Regions from separate parts of the Mus musculus genome. Here region 1 is linked to region 2. The links are chromatin loops, found by intact Hi-C in ENCODE. Cell type or tissue: gastrocnemius. All regions are shown on one strand. Links, peaks and the distances in the headings refer to the core of each region. The heading gives the core; the rest is flanking DNA. Region 1 holds the start of Arid4a (AT rich interactive domain 4A (RBP1-like)). Region 2 holds the start of n-TKctt17 (a tRNA gene).

Region 1 (9,887 bases), core at 822-8,821, 46 kb after region 2:
TCCCCCGTTCTATTTTATAAACATCTTTAAAGTGAAGTTAGGTCTTTCCATAACTGCTTGACCTACAGGATGTAAAGGTATGCCTGTAACATGTTTTATGCTAGATTTTATTGGATACATATTATGGAGCATTATCAGTTTTAGTCCATGAAGGTATCCCTAAGATAGCCATCACTTCTAATAAATATGTAATTACAAAATCAGCCTTTTTAGAACTTAAGGCAGAGGCCCATTAAAATCCTGAAAAAGTATTTTTCAAACTCTATAAAATGAAATTCCTGTCAAATTTCATTTCCTTAGGTACCTTTGGGGTTACTCCCAGCAGGCAATGGAGCTTGATTACACAAAGAACAAGCAGGACAATTATTTCTAATTTCCTTGGCTTGTCACCAGGTTACAGAAAAGTTTTTCTTTAAACTTCTACTACTTATATAATGCCTTTTATAAAAACCTGAAGTTTCTAATACATTTCCTATTAATAACTAGTCTACAGATTTCTTGGTGCCAACGGTCCTGGCAAACCCATATGAGACTGAGCATGGATTATATATAATGGACAGTCTGTTTCCAATCACCTGTTGTAGTTGTATAAAAAACAAAGTTAACTCTGAATCATCTGGATTAAGTTCAGCAGTTTATATATACTAAACAAGTATTGACAGTAAGTGACTATGTTAAGTGATTCTGGAAAATCTAATAGAGCCATGAGAGTTGCGTATAGTTTTGATATCTTTACTTCCATCTCCTGACTTATAATCCACCATTCCTAACTTACTGGCATCTAGATAAAAGGTAGGGGGTTTAGAAACTGGTGTTCCTCTTACTGTACTCAGAAGGATCCAATTAGTTCTTTTTATAATCTGAAGTTGCTTGCTTTTTGAGGTATTTGTTATTAATTTCTATCAAAAAAAACTAATATACAGTCTTTGCCAATCTTTACTGATTACCCATGAGGTAATTTCGGCATTAGTATATGACATTATAATCTCTGCTGGGTCTGTTACTAATTGAACAAATCTTATTCTTTACAATCATTCAGAAATCTTTTCTATATAGGTTTTAAACTTTTTATTGTTTATGTGCTAAAAATATCTACTTTAAGATATTAACTTCTCTCTGCAGACGTAAGAATTCCTGTGGGAGAATGAGCAGAAGGCAAAATAACCGATTTAAAAGATCCTCTAATTTCTGGTCTACCACTTATAACCTAGCATTCCACATCGGGACTCTCCTTATCTACATTGGCTTCCTGTTAATGTGAGGGACAAGGACAAAGAGATTTCCTTTCTTCTGATCTTTCTTAGAGAGAGTACAATAAAGTGTGATTGTTACAGAACCTATTGTAACTAGCTCAATGATGACAACTAAAACCAAACCATTAGTTCTGGTGGCCTCTGTAAGCCATATTACCTCCAAAGTGCTGGATGATAGGTTTGCATTACCAGGCCCCTCTGATCTATTCTTGGGTTTTCTCAATCTTCTTATTATGTGTACAGTGAGCACATGTGAGCACACAGGGCACTGAAGCCCAGAGACGGATGATGTCATGTGTCTTCCTGTATCACTTGCCATTCTTTTTTAGAACATGTTTCCCTAATACTATTAAGCTCATTGACAGGTCACACCGGGTGGCCAATGAGGTCCAAGGGAGCCTTCTGCCTCTGCTCACCAAGGAATGGAGGTACAGGCATGCCTTGCATCCAGCTTTGTATATGCATAGTGGGGAGTCGAACTAAGGGCCTCATTATGGGTCAGCAAGACTTATACCCACTAAGCCATATCCTTAGCCTAAAATCTATATACTATTAACAATTAAAAATCAGATAAATTGTAATATTAAAAATTGGAAGACCAAGATAAGATGTTTAAACATTTTCAGAAAAGAATTGCTGTTAGATGTAGTACATTATCTTATTATTTCATTTACTTTATATACAAATACACATATAATTCATGTTTATACACATACAAAGTACAAAATGATTAAGAGTGATTCAAAATAGTTTGCCTTTTGCAAACAGTCTCAAACTAGAGAAGAGCCAAATGATTATCAAAGCAGTAGGGTGACAATTTTATGTAAATTGTCCTATAAGGCTAGCAAAGTCCTGCTGGGATCTACTCATGGGAGGCTTTAAAGAAGACTCCAAGGACTTGTTTTTAGTAACCTGAAATGTCACTTTCTGTGTAGCAAAATGTTGCAATGTAGTAATGCCTCAACTGCCAAAATACAAAATAAAATCTTTTGAGAAACTACTAAGTTTCCAATATGTATAGCTTGAAGATTTGACAGTTCTGCCATGTGCAGAAGGGCTAAGACCTGCAGGCCTCACTAGATGGGAAGCCGAGGTAGGAGACTTAGCGCCTTGAGTTCTGGGCCAGCCTAGGGAACAGGAGGAGGAAGAAGCAACTCCATCTGTACACATACATACACAAGAACAAATACATACACACGGCACACACAACTGCAGAAGGCTTTTTCATTCTCTCTTCTGAAAATCTATTCCAAACAAGAGCCAGGGATGTCAAATAAAACCAAGAAGCCTCAAAATGTTAGCCACGGATGTTAGTTTTTAGGCATAGCATTTTGTAAAATCACAGAAAAACAAATAGGAAAGCTCTCTAGAATTAAGATGGATGGGGCTAAGAGTAGTAGTTCACTGGAGGTCACCTGCCTGTCATGCTGCCCAAGGGTCTGCATTCATTTGCAGCAAACCAAAGCTTAAATCATGATTCATCTATCCCAGATAGCCATGGAATGTGCTTTAGAAACTACTTCTGAGGGCCCTAATGTTTTTCTCAGGAAAAAAAAAAAAGGTAACAAAATGAACACATCTGCATTTTTTCTCACATCTGCATTTTTTCTCACATCTGTATCTTTAGAAGAAAAGTCACTTAAAAACACAGTCTCAATCCCATGAACACAGAATAAACTTTATTATCTATTTTGGTGGAGAGACTGTAAGAGATTTTTATTTTTCATTACTTTTCAAATGCACACTGGCATATATATAAAACTTGATAGTGGAATGATATGTGGGCGATTACCACCAGGGAGAATCAGCAGTATACATATAATTTTCTTTTTTCTTTCTTTCTTTCTTTTTTTTTTTTTTTTGGTTTTTGTTTTTTTCCAGATAGGGTTTCTCTGTGTAGCCCTGGCTGTTCTGGAACTCACTCTATAGATCAGGCTGGCCTCAAACTCAAAAATTTACCTGCCTTTGCTTCCCAAGTGCTAGAATTAAAGGTGTGCGCCACTACTGCCTGGCTAATTTTCTTAAAAAATAAAACTACAACAGAAAGCCAAAATTCTTCCTGCCTAAATACTCACTAATCAGACCTTTCTCAAGAGACTTTTAAATCAGAGTGGTGAACAAAATCAAGAAAATGTTAAGATTCTGACTTAAGACACTGAGTGTTAAAAAGTCTAAGAATCAAAGCTGGGTGGGCATGGTGTGCTGTGGAGCTGAAGCAGGGACGGCAGTTCAAGGTCATGAGCTTGGACTACCAAAATCCTGTCTCCAAAAACCAGAGTCCAGAAAGGAGGAGCCCAGAATGGGTGAGCTTGAATATTAGGGATGCTTTTTATCTGTGGCTTTCTCTAGGGTATAACATCAGGAAGCTAATTAAACCGACTCATTTGAAAGCTTGAACTAACAAAACATCTTCAACAACCAGTCACGTAGCCTAGTATTTGGCTCTAGTCTACAGAAAATCTCAGCACACACCTGTCCCAAGTCACAAGATTTCAAAAGACACAGGACTCACCTCTGTGATACTTTGGGTTGTCATGGAGGTGTCTGTTGTCTTCAGCACAACTCTAGAAAAACAAACAAAAATCCTCAACTGTTTACTCAACCATTTTCTAGTTTTGTGCATCACCAAAACTAAGCAGATTTTAAAAAGATAGACATGACTTAGTAAAACTACCAAAATACACTTCACAATCTTAACAAATTTTGAAAAAACAAAAACAACAAATATTAACTAGTTGATATGGCGTTAGTTCAGACGTACTCAACTGTGCAATTTACTGGGGTTAACATTTCACATTTTAATTTAGGGCATAAGCTGTTGCCCAATTGTTAAGTTTTGTGTCATTTAACAAGACAATGTGCTGACGACAGAATCCATGTCTATCTGGTCCAGAAAACCCTTTCATCTAAGAAACTGTCGTTCCTTCCTGAAGCATTAATACTTTCTTCGAAAAAATAGTATAGTATTCGCCTCATGCAGTGACAAGAGTCGCTTGTCTAAGGTCATAGTGGCAGCAGCGTCTGTCCTGGCAGGCACATTCCTCAGCATTCCGAAAGCCGGGGCTTCCACGTTTCCTCCAAGCTTCACAGTTGGAGGAAATAACTCTTCTTCCCCACGCAAGACGTTTCTAGAAACCACACCTCCTCCGTCTTTTACCAAGGTGGCTGCCACCTTGGGCCCCTGGTGTCTGCAGACCGCAACCCAGCTTCCGAAATGCAATGTCAAAGGGAGACAGAGCTATGCCGGGAGGAAGGGGGGGGGGTGTCAGTAAAATCCCGCCATCCCGAGTGAAGGGGCGCAAAGGGCCGCTTACTCACCTACACGTGCGCCCCCGACCTCGCCCCCTTCCTCCACGCCCCCCCAGCCACGCTCCGCCGCCGGCGGACAGCGGCTCCCATGGCCGCCCTCGCTTCCGGTGCTCCCAGCGCTGCGCCACCCCCGAGGCCACCCGACACCGGGAGCCTCCGACAGACCTCTCGGACGACTCCGTGACTCCTCCACCCTTCGCTAGGCGTTGTCCTGGAGGGAAGGGTAAGCCGGTGCCACACTGAAATAAACCTACCCGAGAGAGTCCGCGTCCTTCCCTCCAGACACAGAAAATGGGATAGAGCTGCGGGCTGCTGCTGCCGGGACAAAATGGCGCCGGGGAACCGGTTAGGCGCAGGCGCCTGGGGAAGAGCCGGCTCCGCCCCCGTGAAAAACCCTGGCTGCAGTTCTGGATTCCGTTTCCATGGGACACGCCACCGCCCAATCCTCGTGCGGAACTGCTCTTCCTGACCCCTTGTTCTCCAATCAGTGTTCAGTCAAGCACATCCGGAGTCGGCTCCTCCAATCAAATTTTTGGGCTCTCTTACTCAATCCTCTATCCTCCAATAACGTGCGTGTTCGGATACAGCCAATCAGAAGTGGAAGCTATCCTACCTGCTGTTTTCCGCACCAATCATGGAAGTTTCCCAGCTACATCCAATGAGAAAGGCAGACAGCGAGCTCCAATCCGAAGCTATTCGGCGTCATGAGCAGCCAATAGGAGTTCGTGTAGAAGCGAGTCTGCTCAACAGCTTGTTATTTGGTGGATTGTGGCAGTAAATCGGGGCGAGTGGGGGAACCCGGCGCAGGAACTGCCGCTGCGGCCGGGAGCGGTGCTGCCCGGACGGGGACCCACGGCGATCAGTGGGGCGGCAGACTGGAGAGCTGACAGCGCTCTGCACCCGCAGTAGGTAGGTAGTCAGCGGGGGCCGCTGAATGGGCAAAGCGGCGGGAGCAGCTGCTGCCGCGATGGGGTCCCGGTGCAGTTGGGAGCTCCGCAGGCTGAGAGGGGGATGCAGGGCGGGCTGTGCCCGGGGCGCCGGGCAGCGATCGGGTCCTGGAGTCGCGGCGGCAACTGCGGGCACGACCGCCTCCGCCGCCTCCCCGGGAAAATGGCTGTGGGGCTGGCCGCGCCGCTAAGTTTGCTTTGGAGGAGCGGGCTGCCGGGAGAACCGGCCCCCAACTCTGCTGTGCTTCTTTGGCGAGGACCCGCTGCTGGACCGCGGAGATCGGGGTGCCCGCGCCTCTCCGGGCTGTACAAAAAGTTGAGGCGGGCGCGGGAGGAGACGGCCGCTGCGGCGGTGCGGCTCGCTCCCCTCCCACACCCTGTCCTGCCGCCTCCCCGCCCCGCGCCTCCCCCGCCGGGTCCCCCCGCGCCGGCCGCCGCCGCAGGCCGCCGCCCCTGCCCCCCGGGTGAAGGAGCGCTTCTCCTTCCTGACATGGTGCAGAGCGGAGGCAGGAGAGCAATGGCGCCGTGACACTCCGTTGCCGCCGCCGCGGGCCGGGCCGGGGCGGGCCAAGGGGGCCGAGCGGCGGAGGCGGGGCGCGCGCTAGAGTCGGGGCCCGGCGGGGCGCGGACCCGGGAGGCCGGGGCGCAGGGGGCTGCGAGTGGCCGACGAGGCGGGGGCGCGGTGGGCCGGCCGGCCGGGCAGGGGCGGGACGCGCTGCCCTTTGGCGCGCGTGGGGCTCACTGCCCGCCAGGCTTTGGCTGCCCGACGGGGGTCTGTCCCGGGGGCCGCGGAGCTCGGCCCCTCCCCGCCTGCATTTGTTTACTTTCTTTCCGGGTCTCACCCCGCCTTGGACTGATCCTCTGCCTCTCTTTTCCCTGCTTTGGCTCTAGCGCCCGGGAAGAGAACTCGAGGAAGCTGGAACCCCACAGGTCACCAGTCAAGATGAAGGTAAGTGGAGCCAACTCTTCTTCTTAGCCTTGTGCCCCGGACGCTGCCAGTCCGGAGGCTGCAGTTGTGGAATGGCAGCTTTTTGTTACTTAGAATTGATTTCTTTACTAAGAAGCACTTTAAGGAAAATGACATGTGAATGGGTGAGGGGTGTGTGTGTGTGTGTGTGCGTGTTCGAATGTGTGTGTGTGTGTGTGTGTATAAATGCAGGCGGTCCAACACTCTCTAGCAGTTAGCACTTTGAGAAGATCGGTGCAGTCTTTCGATTTTCAAACACTTCAGTGTCAAAAACACCTTTCAAGAAGAAAAGCTTTTGTCCTGCTTTGGTTTTTGCAAGGTTTTTTTGTTTTGCTTTGCTTTTGCTTTCTTTAAAACCTATACTTCCCCCTTTCCACTACCAATGCCATTTTCTAAAAGACATGTTATGTAGCTTGAGTAAGAGAGATAGTTCTGTATATTTTTGGGGAAAGAAAGTAAACTAAGGTGATGACAATATTTAGATTGATTAGTTCAGTCTTCATAATATATATCTTAAAACGTGGATTCTATGTGTAGCTTTTGAAGCTTCCTAATCTTACAAACATCAGTGGCAGCCTGCTTGAAGGGAAAGAAAGCTTTCATAACATTCCTCAGAATTCGGTAGGATACTGTGGCTCTTGTTTGTTTCTGGTCAGATACTTACCAAAAAGTATTCCTCTTCATTTTTTATTCTTTTTAAGTAGACTGACATTTAAACGTGCATGATTAACGTTGTACTTAGTGTTCGGTGTGTGTGTGCGTGTGTGTAAATAGAAAATATATAGTTGTTTTTGTTTCGGTTATTTTGAAACAGTATACTTTACCCGGGCTAGCCTGGAACTCACGATGTAGACTCTCAAGGCTGACCTTGAACTCCCTTGACGTCCTCCTGCGTCTGCCCAAGTGCTGGCAGGATGAGCATGCTATACCATTGCCTGACTCGGTTTAAGTATATTACTTTCTGAAATTCTCAAACTTCCTCTTATATATTTTTTTTTATTTTGGAGTGACACAACTTCCTTTAATATAACTTGGGAAAATGAAAATTTGTTTCCTACTTAAAATATTTAAAGTTAACATTGATATCTTTGTACATATAATGTTGAATTGGTTGCATGATACATACAGCTTTTGAATTAGGTAACATCACAGACTGAAATAGCAGTTGTCTGTTACTCTCAAGATTAAAATGATGTATAAATGGAAGTTTCTTACATATTTCAATGTATAATTCTGATCATGACTATTTCCTGTAAATGGGTGTTTTCTTTCTTTTCTTTCTTTCTTTCTTTCTTTCTTTCTTTCTTTTTTTAATTGTTTTGTTTTCCATGATATCTCTATGTAACAGAGAACATGCTGGCATAGAATTTAAAGAGATCTTGTTGCCTCTGCCTCCACCTCCTACCATGCCCAGCTACTAATGTCTAAATAAAAATTATTTTAAGTATACTGAGATCAAAGCTGTAAACTAGAAAAGGCTGCAGCCTTTAGCTATCAGTTTTCATCTGTTGAACTTAGATTTAAACCTTTCATTTGCAACCTTCAGCCAAAGCAATTTTGGAAAGAGGTTTCTTAGTTTCTTGTGTCTAGAGATACATTGTATCAAAAGATAATGGCTTAGCCAGGCTTGCTGGCCCTGGCCTGTAATCCCAGTATTTAGGAGGCAGAGACAGCCTGCACCTTGTCCCAAAACCCCAAAGCAAACAAAAGAAGATGTTACTTTCCTAAGCTGTCTCACTAAGCATTTAATTATGTATTGTTAATATTAACTTTGTAGCAGTATTTCTCTTTAACCTAGAAAATAGAATCACCTGGGGGCCCCAAACTAATAAAATTTATGAGACATTCATTATAAATACATTTCTTCTGTTTATTTCTTTCTATCTCTTATATATTAAACTGTAGAATTTTTTAAAACATGTACTTCAAAAAAAACAAAAAACAAAAAACAAAAAACAAAAACAAAACCCTTTTTTTCCTACTGGTAGTTCCCAGTTACAACTTTTCCGTCATCAGGAAATGAGTACGTAAAATGAAATAGTGTTAATAAGTTGTTTGCTTTAGGAGGATTTTGCAAATTATTATTTGTTGTTAAGCAAATAATTTCAATGTTCTAGTGACTTTAGATGTAGTTCCTTTTGGTGCTGTTAGAGGTCGGGTAAAGGCGACCAGTAGTGATGTTTGGCATCTCTGTTCTTTCTTCACAGGCGGCAGATGAGCCTGCCTACCTGACAGTGGGAACTGATGTCAGTGCCAAGTACCGAGGGGCCTTCTGTGAGGCAAAGATCAAGACTGTGAAAAGGCTGGTGAAAGTCAAGGTAAATGCGCGAAGGCTTTGTAAGACAGCCCAGGCTTGTCTGGCTGTTTGTCTCTGAGGACACAAAGCGGGTTATTTGGTGTACTTCGAGTGACAGAAGGCAGAGTAGGGACAAGAGTCACTCCTGTTGTGCAGCAGGCTCAGTACATTGAAAAGATTACAGTTCATGGTAGCCCAGAGGGAAAGGTTGAACATTGTCAGCTTTCTGTTGAATCAGTGCTGGGGCAAGTATCATTGCATACTAAACTGAAAGAGTGTATTAAGAACTGAAAAATAAAGAACTCGAGCTGAGAAATGATTCCAGATGGCTTCATTTCAGGATACCAAGGTGTGATGCTTGTGTTATTTGGATCATTCCTGTTTGTAGGAGTGTACTTGGGCTATAATTTGGTGTCTCCCTTTCCTAATCAGATAATGACAGTTTCAGTGATTAGGAAGAACAAAGAAGTAAAATTATGTTTTCAAGATAACATTAAAAATGATTCATGGAGTTGACGCGCGTGTGTGCACGTGTGTGTGTGTGTGTGTGTGTGTGTGTGTGTCTGACTTTTTTTAGACAATTTCTGGTGACCATCCTGCCTTTGCCTCCTGAGTGTTGGGATTACAGGCGTCAGCCTCTATGGTTGGCCAAGGCGCTGATTTTTAAGACCAGGGAAAGCTAAAGTTAATAAATACATTTCCAGTAGAATTAGGAAATACAGAAAAGGATGGGTGGATAAAGACCTGCAACTTTTGAGAAATCTGTTTACACATTGTTTTCCTATAAATCTTTTTTTTTTTTTCTTTTTGAGATAGGGGTCTCATGTAGCCCAGCACAGTCTCAGCCTCACTAAGCATCTGAGAATGAGTTTGAACTTGATCCTCTTGCTTCCATTCCCAAGTGCTAGGATCATAGGCTGAGGCAGCACGCTGGTTTTTACAGCATTGATGGTAGGATTCAGCTTCGTTCATGTCAGACACCCTTTACCACGTGAGCCACATCGCTAGCCCCTGTCTGCTGTTCTGCATACTCTGCTAATGTAGGTACAAGAGCATCTTCATGTATATAACTATTCTTAACATTGTAAAGCCATAAAAGATGATTCGTGAAAGTC
Region 2 (9,887 bases), core at 1,137-9,136:
TACTTCGGGTTATGTGAGCAGCACTCTACACTCAAGGCAAATGAGCTGGGGTGCTGGAGGTAAGAGTAATAGTAAGATGAGATCTTGCTAATCCCGACTTAAGGAGAAGTTAATCTGAATTTCATGTTAGTAATGAAATATCAGCTTGGCCGCCAAGTTTCCTAATGTGCTTTGTCCTAAAGGTGATGGTGATGTCTGTCGTCCTGAGCACATCTGTCATAGGCACTGATCGTCATTGCTTTGACACTGTTGTCATCTTCTGTCTGGAGCAGAAGCTCCTAAAGGACAGGGCTCAGTGTCTTTGACTTTGAGCATGCTAAGGCTCAGAAGAAGGTACACTGTAAATACTCAATTTACATGGACCCACTATTTCGATAACATCTTTTTTTGCAAGAAATATTTTAAGTCCCCAGTTGTGCATGCTGGCACGCATATGGAGTCTGTCAGATGTAGTATTATCCAAACCCAGGAGTTCAAGACCAACTTGGGTTCTATACTGAGATCCTGATAACACACACACACAGACACAAAACCCTCTACTCTGCATTTGTACTGATTTTGTCTTGTATTTGGATTAAGAAAATAAAAATGATCATTTAAAACGAAATCTGATTGCTCTGCAGCCTTATATAACTACCTATAAAGTGACAATCCCAAGGAACAGGTTAAGAATTTACTACTCACGGATTGTATTATGTCACCCAAAAAAGACAAGTTGGAGTCTTAACATTTAGTGCCTGCGGACGTGGCTTTACTTGGAAGCAGGATTGTAGATGTAGTCAACAAGATAACAATGTTGTGGCCCACATAGCATTGCCACAAAGCACAGGAAAACTTCCAGAGAAACAAGTTTTTACACAGATCACAAGTAAGTTTGAGTGGGCATAGTGTGGTACATGTATAATTCCAGCAATAGGGACGCTAAGGCAGGAAGATCATGAGTTTGTTGCCAGCCTGAGCTGCGTAGTGAGTTTGAGGTTGTCTAAGTAGATATCTGATTGGCCATTCATGTTTGACATTAAGAGCTGTAATTCAGACACTTGGGAGACTGAGGCATAAAAGGACTGTCGAAAGTCAAGCCTGAGCTATACAGAGAAACCATATCTCAAAAAACATGGAGCTCAGAGGTAGAGAGGAATGTCTGTGAGTTCAGGGCCTGATCTAAATATGGAATTCCAGGCCAGCCAGGGTAACCCTGTCTCTTTTTTTTTTTTATTTTTTTATTTTTTTATTTATTTTTTTTTTTTTTAATTTAAGAAAGAGAACTGGGGGCTGGGCAGGTAGCTCAGCAGTTAGAGCACTAAGATGCCCTTCTAGAAGTCCTGAGTTCAATTCCCAGCAGCCACATGGTGGCTCACAATCATCTGTAATGGGATCCAATACACTCTTCTGGTGTGTCTGAAGACAACTACAGTGTGCTCATATGTATATAATCTTTTTTTTTTTAAAGAAAAAGGAAGAGAAGTAAAAGAAAAGAGAAAAGGAAGGAAGGAAGGGAGAGATTTGAACTATCAGTAAAAAGTGAGGATTCCTAAGCAGAAAGCTAGCATTTGAAACTTGACCCCACCAAGGATATGTGTCTATCAGAAGGTCAGGGATCTGGGCCTTTTGCTGTTTCTTTTAAAACTCTGGTCAGAAATAGTGCCTCCGTTTAAGTTGCATACCGTACATAGCAGCCCCAAGACTATATAAGAAGAGTTTCTTACACATGCTCTGAGCAACTGCACCCTAGGGAAGGACAGTTCACTGGAGGAGGGCCTAGCATCACTGGAGCAGAGTTCACAGGGGGGGGGGGGTGCAAATTTAGCAAGAGGGAAAGTGAACTCATCCATGGAGCACTCCAAAGGTGGGAAGTAGGAGAAAATGACTCAAGTGGGTGGCCAATCACTGGAGTCTTCATCCAGCAACTGTTGGAGCAGATGCACCAATGGCCAAACACTAAGTGGAGCTCCAGGAACCTCACAGAGAAGGGGAGGAAGCACTGTAGGAGCCAGAGGGTTCGAGGAAACCAAAGAACACGGCCAGCAGAATCAACTAAGCAGGGCTCATAGAGACTGAAGCAACAATCACACAGCCTGCATGATCTGCCTTAGGTTCTCTGCATGTATGTCCTGGACCTGTAGCTTGGATTTCTTGAGGATCTCCTAACTGTGGGAATGGAGTGTGTGTGTCTCTCTCTGACTCTTCCACCTGCTCTTGAGACCCATTTCTTCTTACTAGGTTGCCTTGCCAGCCTTAAAGTGAGGGTTTGTGCATACTCTTATTGTACCTTGTTGGGATACCCCTGGGAAACCACTTTTCTGAAAGGAGATGGGTGGGGGGATCTTTGGTATGGGGGAGGGCGGTGAGAGGGTGATTGAAGAAGTGGAGAGAAGTGATGCTCGCTCGGGGTGTGTGGGAAGGGTGGACAGAGAGGAAACGAAGGTCAAGATGGAATATGTGAGAGACGTTTTAAAGGGGGATGGCATCAGGAGAGTATCCGTGTGGTAGAATGCCATGGACCACCCCAGTCGGCTATTGGGGTCCCTGGAATGAGGGTCCTTGAAGCTAGGTGGGTAAGGATTTGGTGGTGACAAACAGAAACAAACACAGAGGCAGTTTGAATATGAGTGTATTCTGCAGCTCTCAAGCAGGGGATTTTATACATTAAAAAACCAAACATTACATCTCTTAGAAACTATATCCGGTAAAACAATCACAGATACCAACAAAAATCATTTGGCACAGTAAAGCACAAAAATCGCTGGGCGTGCGCACGCCTTTAATCCCAGCACTCGGGAGGCAGAGGCAGGTGGATTTCTGACTTCGAGGCCACCCTGGTCTACAAAGTGAGTTCCAGGACAGCCAGGGTTATACAGAGAAACCCTGTCTCAAAAAAAAAAAAAAAAAAAAGGCACAAAAATCATACAAGCATTACAACTCTGAAACTATGTATTCAGTGAATCACAAACATCATTATAAACCATCAAAATATAACAATTCTAGTGGGGGCTGTCATCCAAGGCTAGTGGCATATTTTCAGGAGCAGGTTAATAAATCTTTAACGGTCAGTGCTCTTAACCACTGAACTAACTTTCCAGCCCCATGGTCAATTATTATTTAACATCTAGTGCCTGGTTTTTTATAATCTTCAATGTATAAATGTAAACTATTTTAATTCTTTCTAATTACGGCTTTCTTTACCATATACCAAAATCCACCTCCAATGACACACGTGTAACCATATGAAATTTTATTGTTGGGAAAGTTTTTATCATAATAGTTTTGTAAATGATTTAGGAAGTAAAGTGTTGGTTTCCCTTGGGATAAGGTCATGTTAGTGGCCCCATGGTAGGGATGGTTTTCTACCCATTATTCTTGCTTAATATCTTGGCCTAGGCTAGCTACCAGGAACATGTAAATAAGAAAAGGAATAAGAGAAAACAAAACAGATAGATTGCCATGAGAACTACAGCTCAATATTTTTTCTCCGGCAAAGAGTTCCACAACCGGTTCCAAGAAGCCCCCCCCCCCCCCTTTTGAGGTTGTTCGTCTAAGTCTGGAACTTGTCACACAGATCCTACTGGAGGTGGTGTGGCAGCGGAAGTCAGAGGAGAGGTGGATCCACAACAAAGTGATCAAATTTGTGATAGGCCAATGGTTCCGGCATGGCAATTAACTATTAGGTTTGGTAAAATGAAGATGATGGGCTTTTTGCTGACAAGTAAGGGAACAGGAGAAGGACATAAAAGTCTGACAGGAATAGTCCAGAAAACGCAAAATGTAGACCCAGCCCCGGGAAAGTGGTGAGAGATCCAAGCCCCACAGCATTAACGGACTGATGAATGCTTTTGGCTAAATTGTTTTTGCCCCTTTCTCAAAGAGCAAGCTGTCCAACCCCAAACACCCCTCTCTTGCCAAAAGGCCAATTATTAGTTATAGCTTTGTTCTTCTTTTCATCTGCTCATCACAGAAATAAGATGGTTCAACCCACACCTTTTTTCTTTTTGAGTCTAAGCCCAGGCTGGCTTCCACCTCACAACAGGTTACACTTCTGCCACCCAGCCTCTCCTGTGCTACGATTACAGGGTGTGCCACCACACCCCGCTTAGGAGACCAGAGAAGCAGGCGTGCACCTCTGTAAATTCCAGGCCGGCCTGGGCTATGTGGAGTTCCAGGACTACGTAGGCACGCCTCGGAGAGAGGAAGGGTGGGGTGGGGTGGGGATGCTTTCGGTTCGCTTTGGGATAAACAGCAGAATCTCGGCACGCTGAAGGGAAGGACCATCAGTCAGGAAATTCGATCGGTTTAGTGAAGGAGAGGAGGCCGGCCTGGAGGAAGGAGCGGGGGCCCTGAGGGACCTGGCCGCCCAGGAGCCTCTGGCGACAGTCGGTGGGCCGGGTCGCCCCGTTATCAGACGCTAAAGCAGAAGGGAGGGAGGTACTTCTGCTTCTTCCCTCACACATCCGTCAGTTCCAGGCGAGTGAGTCTCAGAGGGCAGCCCAAGGCTCCACGTCCCGAGAACTCGGGAAAGACGATGCTCGGGTGCTCCCCTCCCGCACCCCCAAAAAAGCCCTGCAGCGACCGGAGGGAGGCGGAAGTGAGCAGAGGAACCTCTGCAAATAAGGAAGTTAGTCCTTTCCATGGCTTCCCTCACCTACGTCTGTTTTGACATCCGATCTCTTGGGATTTGGAAAAACAGCCAAAATCAGCGATCACAGTTTTATTAGGAAAAAAAACAAAACAAAACAAAACAAAACAATTGAAACTATGAGAGCTAGCACTCCGAAAGCATTCTTAAGAGAGTAGTAAATTCCTGTTCCTGCTTTAAGCCCGAGCCGTGGGCGTAGGCCTGAGTTTTGGAGTGCGCAAGCGCAGTTTGAGAACTGTGTTTCCTGTAAAGATGATTAACATTGAAAGCGTTTAAATTATCTAAGTTTAGGTTAATTCATCTTAGCTGTGATAGAACTTGCAAATCTTTGACAGTAAATTTGAGTTTTTGAATGCTTTAAAGTACAAAAAGAAACACCGCCCAACGTGGGGCTCGAACCCACGACCCTGGGATTAAGAGTCCCATGCTCTACCGACTGAGCTAGCCGGGCAGATGTGATTTGGCTCCGATTTTATACCTTTTGAGAGTGTTCATCTGCAGTTGCTTCTCAGGTTTGCTTGTTTTTTTGGTCTTTGTTCTGTTCTTTTTTTTTTTTTTTTTTTTTTTTTTCTTTTACTATTTTCTGTTTCTGAAAAGAAAGTATAACCGGTAATCTGATAAAAAGTTGAAAGTATATTCTCTGAATTTGAAGCTAAGAATGCAAACTCTCACAGAAAAAAATTAATAAAATAAAGGGGGGAAAAGGCCCCCAAACAACAAACAAAACAAAAAAAAGGAAGACAGAGTTGTTAAATACTAAGAATAAGTGAGAATACGTCCTTAATTCTCATTATGACAAGCCAAGACGATGGAATATTAGCCTATGAATCCATATATATTTTGAGCTACAGGTGAATTTATCAAGGTAAGGGATTTTGCGCATTTCTGAGATGCATGTGTCTGTTTGGGGATGGCTATTAATCCTATTTTTCGGAATTGCAGGTTAAAGCCTAATTGAAAAACAAAAACGGGTAAACCTAAATTAAGGAATAGCCAAATAGTTTTTTTTTTAAAGATATCATAAACCTGAGATTGACAAACAATTTCCATAACTCTATCCATAAAACATACAAACATATAGGACGAGTCTCCTGGGATGATTTTAAAGTATAAGAGGTGTCTTGAAAGGTTTAGATTCTTTCCAAAGACGTAGTTTATGTAATGGGTATTTTGTCTGCATTTACGTCTGCGTACCAGGAGAGGGCATCGGAGCGGAACGCACGAATCTACAGTTACTGATGGCTTTGAGACGCCATGTTGGTATGAGAAATTGAGTTTAATTGCTGAGCTATATCTCTCTGAACCAATAGTTTAGGCTCTGTAAAGTAGTCCTAGGATCGGGTGTAGTGGCGCATGCCATTGAAAAACCAGCCTTTGGGAGGATCTCTGAGTTCGAGGCCAGCCTAGTTTACAGTTCCACCTCAGCTAAGTCTACACAGAAAGAAAAACCCCTAGTGAACCGAGGACCTAAAGATTTAAAAACGTTAAGCTTCGAGTGCCATAAACACTAACCCTTTCTGCCTTCACAATTCAAACTGGTTTATTAATGGCTATTTAGAACTTGGTAGATAGAATCTGGAGGTACTCTTTATCTTTTGCAAATAATTTATTTATAGGTGGCGTGAGGTAGCTCAGGCCTGTAATTCTAACATTCAAGAGGCAGAGGTAGGAGAATTGCTAGATCTTTTCTTAAAACAAATAATGAGCCAAATATTTAAAGCAGCAGGACGTGGTGGCACTGACATGGTGGCACTGACATGGGCTTTGTTCCCTGTTCTGCTGAGGAAGAAACAAACAGATCTCTAAGAGTTCAAAGCCAGCTGGGTCTACATAGGAAATTTCAGGCCAGTCAGGGTTGCACATTGAGATCCTGTTTCAAAAGAAGAATTATAAAGCCGGGCAGTGGTGGCGGGCTCGCCTTTAATCCTAGCACTTGGGAGGCAGAGGCAGGCAGATTTCTGAGTCCGAGGCCAGCCTGATCTACAGAGTGAGTTCCAGGACAGCCAGGGCTATACAGAGAAACCCTGTCTGGAAAAACAAAAACAAACAAACAAAAAAAAGGTAAAATTATAGTAATAACTACTTTAAAGATAATTGGATGTGTATAAAATATAACAGTACCTATTTTGATAAAGTTATTGAGTATTATAGAACCACTGTTTAAGTGATTTGTTAAAATCATATTACCTACTTTTTGCAAAGCTCTGTTAGTTGCTGGGCCTTGAAAGTTCATCACCCTACAATAAAGAAGTGTAAAGCCTTACCCATTTCACAAGTACTACTTCTAGAAGTCATTTGAAATAACTTTGAAAACAAACAAACAAACAAACCCATTTAAGTCTTGTACGGAATCAAGCAAATGTGCAAAGGACCTCAGCTTTCACCTCAGAGCCTTCCTCTAAGATACAAGGTAAAGCAATAATCCAACTGCCACGGAAGCAGGACGAGACCCCACACTGTCCGGGGATTGATGCAGCCGATACAGAGGCACTCAAGTGCTGTGCACTGCACACAAGCAGTAAATTATGTAGATGTTTAGCTGGATACTTAAAATTTGTAGAAGTTATAGTTCATCTTTGAGGTGAGCCCTCCTGTAAAGATGGCCTTAAATCAGAACCCCCCAGGAAAGAACTACAGCTACAGTGCTTTATTGCTATTGATTTGGGAGTTTGTCATTATTATTTTTATTATTGTTGTTGGTTTTTGAGACAGGGTTGTCCTGTGTAAGAGCCCTGGCTGTCCTAGAACTTGATTTGTAGTCAAGGATCGGCTTGAACTCACAGAGATTCGCCTTCCTCTGCCTCCAATGTACTGGGATTAAAAGGTGTGTGCCACTATTGGCCGGTCTCATGGTCTCATTTGTTTTTGTTTTTGTTTTTGTTTTTGTTTTTGTTTGTGTGTGTTTTTAAGACAAAATTGTGTTATCTAGGCTAGCCTGAAATTCAAGAGATCTTCCTGCCTCGGCCTCCCACATATGAGATTGCAGGCCCATGCCACAACACTAAAATAGTACTAAAGAACTTTAATCAGAATTAGGGAAGTGTTTTCTCCAAGTAAATTCACATCTTTTACTTAGCCATTCGTTCAGGAATAAAGTATAATCACTATTCACAGTGTTTTCTCAGCAGGAAGGAGGAACAACGGAATTTCTGCTCTCCCCTTCCCTTCGGCATCCAGTTACCCAGTAAACCTACAGATCTGAAATCCATTCACACATGTCCTTGTTACTGCTCTAGTCCAAACCATTCTTCATTCCTAATCATCTACAAAGATGCAATAGCGTTCCAGTTATGCCTGCGTTTCCCCATCTATCAGGGAGAAACAAGAGATGGTCTAAAAAGTTAAACCAAACCATGTCAATTAGCTGCTTAAGAAAGGTCTGATAGCTCCACAGTAGAAAACTAATAAGGTGAATGAAATGATGGACTGTCTACATTTAGCAACTATGGGCATAAGGACATGTTCAAATAGCAATCCTCAGACATTAAAATTAATGAGTAAAAAGGTAAAGAATAGCAAGATGTTTACCTACTCCCAACTTATCATCACATAGTTTCCAATTACAATTATAAACGAAAATGCAGAAACAATAGAGAAACTTTAGAGACATTAAAATGATCGTTATTAGTAATAGAATAGATTGTCCACACCATTTACCTCCTGCTACAACACTCTGACATGAATGCAAACTAATGGTGTAGTAGTATTCCCACTGGAAGTGAAGCACTTGACATGAAAAGAAGTCAGAAAAACTAAATTAATGAATATCCGGTTTGTTTGATTGTTTGGTTTTTTTTTTGTTTGTTTGTTTGTTTTTTGAGACAGGATTTCTCTATGTAAGTAGCTATGGCTGTCCTGGAACTTGTTCTGTTGACCAGACTGTCCCAGAACTCAAGAGATGTGCCTGCCTCTGGCTCAGAGTGCTGAAATAAAAGGTATGTGCCAATACAGATTTTTTTAAGATTTATTTTTATTACTTTTAATGTGTGTGTGTGTGTGTGTGTGTGTGTGTGCTGCCTAACCTGGGTGCTGTGACTCAAACACAGGTCCTCCAGAGGAGCAGCCCATGCTTTTAATTGCTGGGGCATCTATCCAGTCTCAGCATTAACATCTCCTAAGAATACAAAGATTGTAAACGCTGAGGTTGATGGCATGGCTCAAGGGTTAAGAGCAAAGAAACTCACAGCCACTTGTAACTCCAGTTCCAGGAGATTCAAAGTCACCCTCTGTTCTCTGTGGTCACCTGTTCTCACGTGCACACTTCCTCCCCTCAAACATGTAAAAATAATAAAAATACTACTACTAAGCAACCCTTTTTCCACACTCGGAGGGAGGCTGAAACACAACGAATGAAATGTGTGCTGTTGGTTTTTCTTTTCTTTTTCCTTTTTTTTCTTATGAAAGACATTACCTAGGCTTGGAGTGATAAACCAGGGTTGTAATTCCATCTTTAGGTAGAGGCTGAAAGATTAGGAGTTCAGTGCCATCTTTGGCCAGCCTAAGATACTTGAGACTGCTTCAACAAAACAACGAACCAAAATAAAGTTGATTGATAGTGGGTTTTTAAAAATGTGTTTTTATTGATGTTTGTTTTGTTTTCTTTTTAGACAGGGCTCTTATATTGCAAGCTGGCCTCCCGTCCCTGCCTTCTGCATCACCCTGCTGGAAAATATTTTCTAGCTATATAAAATAAAAGTCTCCAGATATTTATTTATTTTGTTTTTTTGAGACAGGGTTTTTCTGTATAGCCCTGGCTGTCCTGGAACTCACTTTGTAGACCAGATTGACCTCGAACTCAGAAATCCGCCTGCCTCTGCCTCCCGAGTACTGGGATTAAAGGCGTGTGCCACCACGCTCGGCTCAGATATATTTTTTTAAATAAAAATATTTCTAACGTTGTATTTACAATTGGGATTTAAAATCCACCCACCACTAGGTCAGGTTCCATGCCCACTCCTTTGATTTATCTGTTGCCCTCCCTCCACTTAATACTTAAGATCATAACCTGATAGTTGTTAGAATGAGCCGAGCAACTGGAGTCCCCCAAGCCACCTTAGCCTTTCCTAACGCTAAGTCTCATAATCTTCCTAGTAGGAATGAAGATATTCTAAAGAAGCTCTTGTGCTCCTCTTTTTGATAAGACTCCAAGAAACTGGAACTTCTCCAGGAATTACATGCTGGGTGAAAGAAGGCTGAAGCCTGCCTGGTTCCAGCCAGAGGGACAGCTTTCTCTCACACATAGATTTCACACCACCTT

The links. A loop is a pair of places that touch in the nucleus more often than their neighbours do. Peaks named below come from ENCODE experiments on the same cell type or tissue, not always from the same donor. Only the 100,000 strongest peaks of a DNase experiment are listed, where the experiment ranks them.
Region 1: a loop joins it to region 2, with 2.7 times the contacts of the local background. A loop is called at or near these places in 15 of 42 quality-filtered maps.

Annotation. Positions count from the first base shown.
Region 1 is chr12:71,010,691-71,020,577 of GRCm38, forward strand. It overlaps Arid4a (AT rich interactive domain 4A (RBP1-like)), which reads left to right and starts at 5,277. Exons shown (of 24, transcript NM_001081195.1): 1 at 5,277-5,471; 2 at 6,401-6,458; 3 at 8,684-8,794. The coding sequence starts at 6,453. 3110056K07Rik (RIKEN cDNA 3110056K07 gene) reads right to left here and starts at 5,133. Exons shown (of 4, transcript NR_045055.1): 1 at 4,817-5,133; 2 at 3,766-3,817. In gastrocnemius, for the core only: no CTCF peak of the experiment used is centred there; DNase peaks (open chromatin) are centred at 4,684, 5,082, 6,059, 6,162 and 1 more place; H3K4me3 peaks cover 5,584 bases; H3K27ac peaks cover 5,524 bases.
Region 2 is chr12:70,964,112-70,973,998 of GRCm38, forward strand. It overlaps n-TKctt17 (a tRNA gene), which reads right to left and starts at 5,081; the gene lies at 5,009-5,081. It overlaps Actr10 (ARP10 actin-related protein 10), which reads left to right. Exons shown (of 13, transcript NM_019785.2): 13 at 1-607. It also overlaps a transcript of Psma3 not described here. In gastrocnemius, for the core only: CTCF peaks have their summits at 4,570 and 5,818 (motif pointing right); DNase peaks (open chromatin) are centred at 4,511, 5,073 and 5,911; H3K4me3 peaks cover 2,801 bases; H3K27ac peaks cover 3,388 bases.